Regions from separate parts of the Homo sapiens genome. Here region 2 is linked to region 1. A link is an interaction called in ENCODE POLR2A ChIA-PET data of the cell type or tissue named here. Cell type or tissue: MCF 10A. All regions are shown on one strand. Each heading gives the region's core, and the rest is flanking DNA. Links, peaks and the distances in the headings are about the cores only.

What was found. Peaks named below come from ENCODE experiments on the same cell type or tissue, not always from the same donor. Only the 100,000 strongest peaks of a DNase experiment are listed, where the experiment ranks them.
Region 2: POLR2A ChIA-PET joins it to region 1 with 9 read pairs; 2 of 35 experiments call an interaction of 5 or more read pairs at or near these places.

The regions. Positions count from the first base shown.
Region 1 is chr7:51,222,732-51,227,128 of GRCh38, reverse strand. All of the region lies in intron 1 of COBL (cordon-bleu WH2 repeat protein), which reads left to right. Among named protein-coding and RNA genes, the nearest start is that of COBL, 92 kb to the left of the region's middle. RefSeq lists enhancers at 1-1,076, 1,241-1,949, 1,950-2,658. In MCF 10A, for the core only: a CTCF peak has its summit at 1,617 (motif pointing left); DNase peaks (open chromatin) are centred at 568 and 1,628.
Region 2 is chr7:51,322,807-51,327,203 of GRCh38, reverse strand. No RefSeq gene overlaps it. Among named protein-coding and RNA genes, the nearest start is that of COBL, 8.2 kb to the right of the region's middle. RefSeq lists enhancers at 1-458, 1,236-2,435. In MCF 10A, for the core only: no CTCF peak of the experiment used is centred there; DNase peaks (open chromatin) are centred at 1,883 and 2,493.

The sequences.
Region 1 (4,397 bases), core at 96-4,095:
GCCGGCACTGCAGGGCACCAGCGTTCTAGTATGTGTCAAGGAGTCCAAACATCCTAGCATCAGTCTGCCAGGAACCCCGGTGCTTGTTTTCAAGAAGTAATTAAGGCTGGAGGCGGTGCAAAGTGTGTAGGTGGTGTCCTAGGCTCAGAAAGACCTGGGCTAGAATTCCAGTCTTTTCCAGCTGTGTGATTGTGAGAAGGTTACTTAACTGGTTGGATACTCAGCCACCCTGTCTGTAAAATGGGGAGAATACACTTGCATATGAAGTTGCCAGGGGTATTGAACATACACAGTGTGGCATGGTGGCTGGATCATGGCATGTTTAGAAAATGAGGGCTTAAATCAGATTAGTGTTGGACTCAGGGATGTGGGAGCTGGTACAGGATGCGAGGATTCCTCATTCCCCTCTTTGGTAACCAGTTCTGCAGGCTGCGGTAGCACTCAGCTGTCTTCTGGGCATTTGTTTCTGGACATCTTTCTGACTTTTTATTATTGCTGAGAAAACTGGGCACTGACTTGGCAGCTGAATCCCAACTCACTCCCTCACTCACTCACTTACTCACTCACTTAGTCACTCACTTACTCACTCACTCACTCACTCACTCAACGCAGTGGTGACCGAATTCCTTCCCTGGGCCCAGCACTTCACTTACCAGTGATGAACAAGAAAGTCATGGTTCCTCTTCCCTTGGTAGAGGGAAGTCTACAACTGTGGCTGCAAATAAATAGCCAGACACAAACCAGACGCAGCTTATGTACCGCTTGTAAACAGGATGAAGCAAACATCCTATTGCTGAAGAATCTCATGGAGAGAGAATGGCAACTCCCTTCTGCCTGCAGCATAAACAGACTCTCTTAGCCAGGAGAGCCGGGTGTGCCTGGTTTCTCTCTGAAATTCCCTTTAAGCACATGCGGTTTGCCAGCAGCCAGCCAGAGTAGCCAACATGGTAAACAGGCACCCATGGTGTAGAGGTGCCATTCAGGTCAGCTGGCCTCAGCATCACTGTGGATTTCCCAGTCCACTTTTCTTGGACAGTAAGAAATTGTTATACCTTCAGGTCCACAGATGACATTTCCAACTGGAAAGATGGAAGATGTAAAGCATAGTGCTTTTGAACTCAGGGTCTGGGAAAGTACAGAGACGCATGAATTTTCCCTTTTCAGCATGCAGTCCCTGTCTACCTCAGCCTGACCAGCCTGGCTGGGCAGTGGCTGTCACCTATAGAGTTAGGTTTTAATTCAGCTACCTGGGCCTCACACCTGCGATTTGCATTCACTGCACCATGTCACCTAAGACCCTCTGACTTTCAGTGAGTGGATTTCAAGCCTTCTGCTGAATGTTGAAGAGCTCTCAGAATAAAAACCCAGCTGGGAGCTTCCAGCTGATGTGGGAATTAACAAGCGTCATCCTGAAACTTAGTAAATGTGTGATGGTTTTAAGCTAAAATCATTTAGAGCTATGGTTGATGACCTTGGAAATGGCAGAAATGTTTTCATATATATACTTTTTCATTTTATAAACAGTTCCTGCCAGGGCACACCCAGGTTTTTCAACCTGAATAGATCAAAGGAAGCTTGAGTTGTGTGTGCTGTGATTCATTCCCTGCTGAGTCCCAAGGACCTGCCCTGCCTCCTACTGGAGGGGGTGAGAGGAAGGAAAGCTGGATTACCCAGCCTGTGTGCACTGCCAGCCGGGAGCACCTGCGATGGGTGTGCCCAGCAGGAGCCGGGCAAGGTCCCAGGTCTGATGGCCTCTTTAGACTTGTGCAGAAGGCCTACTCTTTTTAAACTGCCACATGCATCTGAGTCTCAGACTCAACCACATGACATCTGCACAGATGTTTGAGAAAGGCATCCCCTGCTTGGTAAGCTAATGACTTTTCACAACCGAGTACAGATGTGGAGTCCCCACGTAAATAGCAGCCATTCTTTCCCAGGCTGAGCCACTCACAGGCAGAGGAAGCCAGGCGTTTTCTGTTTTGTGCTGTGACTGTGTTAGCTGCAGGATGGTGCCTGCGTTTAACAGAAGCCACACTGAAAGCACGAAACAGACAATGGGGAACAAGCCTGGTCTAAACCTGTGCAGGCCATCCACGTGCACAGGCCATCCACACACACAGTCCACCCACACACACAGTCCACCCACACTCACAGCCTGCCCACATGCACGGGCCGCCCCCGCATGCACGGGCCGCCCACACGCACAGGTCACCCACATGCAGGCGGATCACCTGAGGTCAGGAGTAGCCTGACCAACATGGTGTAACCCCATCTCTACTAAAAATACCAAATTAGCCGGGTATGGTGGCAAATTTGGTAGCCGGGTATGCCTGTAATCCCAGCTACTTGGGAGGCTGAGGCAGGAGAATCACTTGAACCTGGGAGGCAGAGGTTACAGTGAGCCAAGATTGCGCCATTGCCGTCCATCTCAAAAAAAGAAAAAATAATAATAAAATAAAAAACCCAGACACCGTGGTGTGCTGTCTGTCAGTTGTCCCTAGCCCGGGCATGCTGTTTTAGCGTCTTCTCCTGTGATGTGCAGTACAGCATTTTTTTTTTTCCTTTTTCTCTTTGGGGACTTCTCCTCCTGCCCCAGGCTTTGTCTCTTTTTCTCATATATGAAATTTCTGCTCATCTTTAAGACTGTTCAAGGCCACCTCGGCTAGGGTGTTAGGGTGGATACTCCACTAATGAGGTCCACACAGGTTTTTTCTCCCTCAGAAAGCTTGGCTCGTTTGGAACATTTATTCTGCAATCTCTTTTTCATTCCTATCTCAGGCTTTTATAAGTACGCAGTGTTTCTTGTAAGCAGGAACTATGTATAATTTTCAGCAGTGTCAATATCATCATCATCAATAAGCATTTTTAAGTACGGTCATACATAGCTTAATGATAGGGGCGCACTCTGAGAAATGTATCCTTAAGGGACTTCATCCTTGGGTGAACATCACAGAATGTACCCAACACATACCTACATGGTAGAGCCTACTACACACCTAGCTGTATGCTGTAGCCTATTGTTCCTGGGCTGCAAACCTGTGCGGCATGTTACTGTGCTGAACACTGTAGGCAAGTGTAACACAATAGTAAGCATTTGTATGTCTCAACATATCTAACCATAGGAAAGGTATTACAGTCTTAGGGGACTACCTTTATATATGTGGTCTGTCAGTGACTGAAGCATTATGTGGTAGATGTCTGCACCCACAAATATGAACTACATTATGCTACATATTGAGAATACAAATGTCCTTGCTGCCTTCTAGAATTGTTAAATAATAATTGAATTGGTATTCAGATTTAATTGGTCCATGATAGGACCTGGGCATATTTTAAGCTCCCCAAGTGCTTCCAGCCACAGTGCAGCCAACGTAGATATCACTGATCTCAGCTATGTGTGTGCCCAGGCCTGGAGCACCCAGAAATGGGTTCTCTGACGACATAGTTTTGAGCCATGTCTTTGAGAGCAGAACAAGTGAGGCAGAGAGTACAGTGAGGCCAAGGCAGTTGGGGGACTGGTTGGTTTCCTGGAAACTGGAGCTGTAGGCCAATTGCCAGAAGAGTGGAGGATATTGAAGAATGGTTCAGGTCTAGGGCTGGTGGAGATCTTCAGACTCTCTGGAAGTTTGGATGTGAGTTTATAGCCCTACAGGGCACAGATGTGTGACGTCACTGAGCCAACAGGTCCAGTGGTCAATAGGTCCAGATGGAAACACACAGCCGTTTTTTACTGTGAAGATGTCCAGGCATCATCAAACCTTTTTTCCCCAAAAGCAGCCCAAAATTCATTTTGTTAGTGTGACATATTACAATTTTTTAAATGTTGGCTAACTTTAATGTGTACACGTGCACACGCAGGCACACACACATGCATGTACACACTAATGCTCACAGCACTCTGCTGGGCAAACAAACCTCCCTGCCGCCCTTGCAGCCTGCTGGTTGCAGCTTAGGCCACAGCCAGTGGGCCCTGCCAGGCGTGTAAGCAGTGCGTGCCCCGAGCAAAGTCAGGCCTGAGAAGACAACAGCCCTCGCAGGCTGCTCCTAGTCACACTGTGGAGGGAAGGGTGGAGTACACACCGTATGTGATTCACGTGACTCCACCTTTGTGTGTGCTGTAGAGATGAGGGCTTGGACCAGGGTGTTGACACTGGACGTGGGGAGGGAGGGTGGATAAAATTCTATTACAAGGGTGCCTCTGGGTAGCTGGGGACAGATTATTTGTTGGGGATAAGTGTGGGGCAGTCAAAACCTCTCCCGACTCTCTCCAGCCTCTCACTCCCATTGTGGTGCCGGCTAAATGAATAAATGCTGCTTCCTATTTGAACTGGTGAGTTCTAAAGGAGTCCAAGCCAGCTAAATTGGAAAAGATACTCTTTTCCTAAAAATGAAAAACA
Region 2 (4,397 bases), core at 245-4,244, 100 kb before region 1:
TTCCCCAGGCATCCCCCAAAGAAGCCCTGCGGCCAGCTGGAATCGGCCTGCCTCTGGGGGCCCGGCACACATGGGCTCTGGAGCACCCCGACTTGTCCACAGTCGGCAGCAATCAGTCACAGCACTGATGGGCACAGCTCCCTCTGAGATTGGTGCCGAGTGAGGACTGACCTCCCACCCCATTTAGCCCGTGGGATTCTTGGATCATTGAACAGCGATGGGGTCCTCAAAATGAAGAGAGTTGACTTCTGCCAAAAGGCATGTGATGCTCAAGTGATTAATTTGAAAAACAAAAGTAACATCTACAGAGGAGTAAACATTCCAGGGGTGCCTGCATTTGACAGATCTGTTCCCTGGGGTGAATGTTTAATCTAGAGTGTGGGAAGGAGCTATTCCTCCATAGTATCAGCATTCCTCCTTACTTTGCTATGTCCTCCCTAACACTCTCATTCCCATCTTTGCTGTTGTTTCAATCAATAACAAAAGAGGCCAGGCGCGGTGGCTCACGCCTCTAATCCCAGCACGTTGGGAGGCCGAGGCAGGCGGATCACCTCAGGTCAGGAGTTTGAGACCAGCTTGAGCAACATGGCAAAACCCCGTCTCTATTAAAAATATAAAAAATTAGCCAGGCATGGTGGTGGGGGCCTGTAATACAAGCTACTTGGGAGACTGAGGTGGGAGAATGGCTTGAACCCAGGAGGTGGAGGTTGCAGTGAGCTGAGATCGCGCCGTTGCACTCCAGCCTGGGCCTAACAGAGTGAGACTCTGTTTAAAAAAAAAAAAAAAAAAAGAAATCATATAATCATATTAGAAAATGGAATACAGTAGCCCTATGGCATTCACAGATCTGATATTTCATTCTACTTTTTAATTTAAAAAATAGCCCAGAAGGCTGCAACAAGAAGGAAGGTGTAATTCTACTGAGCACACCAGGGGAAGCTTTTGGCTGGAGAGGACACACCATCACCTCCAGCAGCCCCATCTCCACTCAGCTATGGTGTTTCTGACTCAGTAAGCATGATGCAGATGCTCTTTGGAGTAAAAACAGCTGTGTTAGTGTCTGTTGTTTGTGGGTGATGATTTGCCAATTCAAGGGACATTGAACTTTTGTTGTGAATGTTGTCATACAAGGTTGCAGAAGCCTCTCTCCTGAAATATTTATTCTGGAGAAATTGAGAAGCCTGTACCCAAATTTCCATCATCATGAATCTGCAGATTCTTGAAGGTCTCAGAAAATATTTCTGGAGAATATGTTTGTTACATAACTGAGGTTTCCTAGGCTACAGTAGCCTGTAAGTAAAAATAATGTCCAACTATAGTGGTGAGTGAGAATGCTCCTGCCTCTATCCCATTACCTTAAGGAACTCCAAGAAACTGATGGTTCTGGGACCCCCGCAAGGAAGTTCTTCCTGGACTACACAAATTAGTGCTTCCTTCATACCTGGTGGCATCCCTAGGTCCCTTTTCTTCAGCTATCTGTCCCTCGTCGCTGCCAGCGATACTACAATACTATGTCTGGCTGGTGGTGCTGACAGTTGCCCCTATGACTAAGGCCTTCCTTTACAACTTCAAAATCCATTGTAAATGAACTCCTCCCTGAGGCCTTAACTAAGAAAAACCCAGGGTGATATGGCTCAGTGCTGCTCCTTCTTGGACCTGCCGGAACCACAGGAGTCTCTGAAGGCCTGGAGGAGGTCACAATCTGCTCGACACAGTGTGAGGCCACAAATCCCCCACCCAAGATAATGAGAGACCCGCTGATCCTTGAGCTTCTCCTACGCAGCCACCCTCAACGCCCAGGATGAGCTCCTTCTAGGAGGCGCCACACTCCTCATGAGATGTGAATATCCTGGCAGCCTACATTCTCTGTCCATCCAACATGCCTGGACAAGCCTGATGCAGAAAGTAACACAGGAGAGGTGTCAGCTGGGAGCCTTCCTAAATGCTAAATATTTGGGAAGCCAGGAATAGAGAACCATTCCTTTTATTTCTTCTCCTTGATAAATGTAGCCTATAAACTCACTAAAAAGATCAAATTATAATTCTGGGAAGGAGGCCATGGATTGGCATCAAAAGCCACCATATCCAAAAACATAAATCAAAAATTTAGAATTGTAGTTATATTCCATCAGCCAACCCCTCCACTCTTGAACCATGTTAAATAATAGAGAATTGTAATATATAGTGCAGTATAAAAGAGGATATAAAATACTGCTAAAGCCATCTTTGATTTTTGGAATGACTTCGGAATTGAATAAAACTGAATAAGTATGAAGGATATAATCTTATTTGTAGATGAATATGCCCTTAACCTTCAGTTGACTTCAAACCAGACAAGTTCTCCAAGGCAAAATTATATATAAAGACAGAACATTCATCAGCACAGGTCAGAAAATCCTCTTTCGTCAAAACTACGTGGATGCATTTTCTGAAGAGGCTCATATTTCCAGAAAACACCGCAAGGAATCCTACACGCAATTGCATAATCCTTATGTGGGTGGAGGGCGTGGGTGCAATGTTACGTAAGATCATGGGCTGAACATCTCTGCAAAGAGGTGAAGAAATGCCTCCCTACACAGTGCAGGACGGGAAGCATAGCTCTCAGTGTGCTCGCACTAGCAGGAAAATTATGACAGCTGGTGGCTTAAATAAGAGCTTCATGACAAAGTGGCAGGATAGCCAAACCTACACATTCTCCTTCGTTTGCCACTTGGCAGAGAGCGCAACATGCATGTGCTGACAAACGCTAGGTGCTGGGGCTGCTTCTGCATTGAATGCTTCATGGGAGGGCTGGGTGACAGGCATAGATTAAAGTGATGCATTTGTACAATGGCCAAGAATACAGGGTCTTAGGTAAGGTTGCCTGGTATGAATCTTTGCCCTGTGTAACATTGGGTGACTTAAGTTCCCTAATTCTTGATTTTTTTCACTTATAAAATGGGGACAAGGCTGATTTTTATTATATAATTATAATATATAATAAATATACATAAAATAAAAATATAATTATATTTCATTATATTTTTATTATAAAGTTGTATAATTTTAATATAATTTTTAAAAAGGGACAACAATAGTACCTACCTTTCAGATCATTTAAAATATAAAATGATTGGCCGGGCATGGTGGCTCATGCCTATAATCCCAGCACTTTGGGAGGCCAAGGCGGGTGGATGACCTGAGGTCAGGAGTTCAGGACTAGCTTGGCCAAACATGGTGAAACCCCATCTCTACTAAAAATACAAAAATAAGCTGGGCGCGGTGGTGCGCCTGTAATCCCAGCTACTCAGGAGGGTGAAGTGGGAGAATTGCTTGAACCTGGGAGGCTGAGGCTGCAGTGAGCTGAGATTGCGCCACTGCACTCCAGCCTGGTGACAGAGTGAGACCCCGTCTCAAAAAAAATTTTTTTGTATGTATATTTATATATATACACACAATGATTAGAGTTATTAATGAGTTTAGTATAGTGCATCACATCTAGGAAGTGGTCCTTAAAAATTAACTATTAATAGGCCTGGCACGGTGGCTCATGCCTGTAATCCCAGCATTTTGGGAGGCCGAGGTGGGTGGATCACCTGAGGTCAGGACTTCATGACCAGCCTGGCCAACATGGCAAAACCCCATCTCTACCAAAAATACAAAAATTAGCCAGGCGTGGTGGTGGATGCCTACAGCGCCAACTACTCAGGAAGCTGAGGCAGGAGAATCACTTGAGCCCAGGTGGCGGAGGTTGCAGTGAGCTGAGATTGTGCCACTGCACTCCAGTCTGGGCAACAGAGCGAGACTCTGTCTCAATTAAAAAAAAAAAAAAAGAAAAGAAAAGAAAAAAGAAAAAGCAGCCAGTCATAAAAGGCCACATATTGTGTGATTCCATTTATATGAAATGACCATAGTAGGTGAATCCATAGAGACATAAAGTAAATCGTGGTTTCAGGGAGTGGAAGGATGGGGAGTGGATGCTAATGGACACAGGGTTTATTTTGGGGGGATGCGAATGTACTGAAATTAGACAATGGTAATGGTTGCACAACTCTATGTACTAAAAACCACTGAATTGAGAGAGGTGAATTTGATGGTATGTGAATTATATATTGATAAAAAGAAAGCAATCAGGCAGGGTGCGGTGGCTCACATCTGTAATCCCAGCATTTTGGGAGGCCGAGGAGAGCGAATTATGAGGTCAGGAGTTGGAGACCAGCCTGGCCAACATGGTGAAAACACGTCTCTACTAAAAATACAAAAAATTAGCAGGGCATAGTGGCGGGCGCCTGTAGTCCCAGCTACTCCCTACTCGGGAGGCTGAGGCAGGAGAGTCGCTTGAACCCAGGAGGCAGAGGTTGCAGTGAGATGAGATTGCGCCACTGCACTCTGGCCTGGCGAAAGAGTGAGAATTGGTC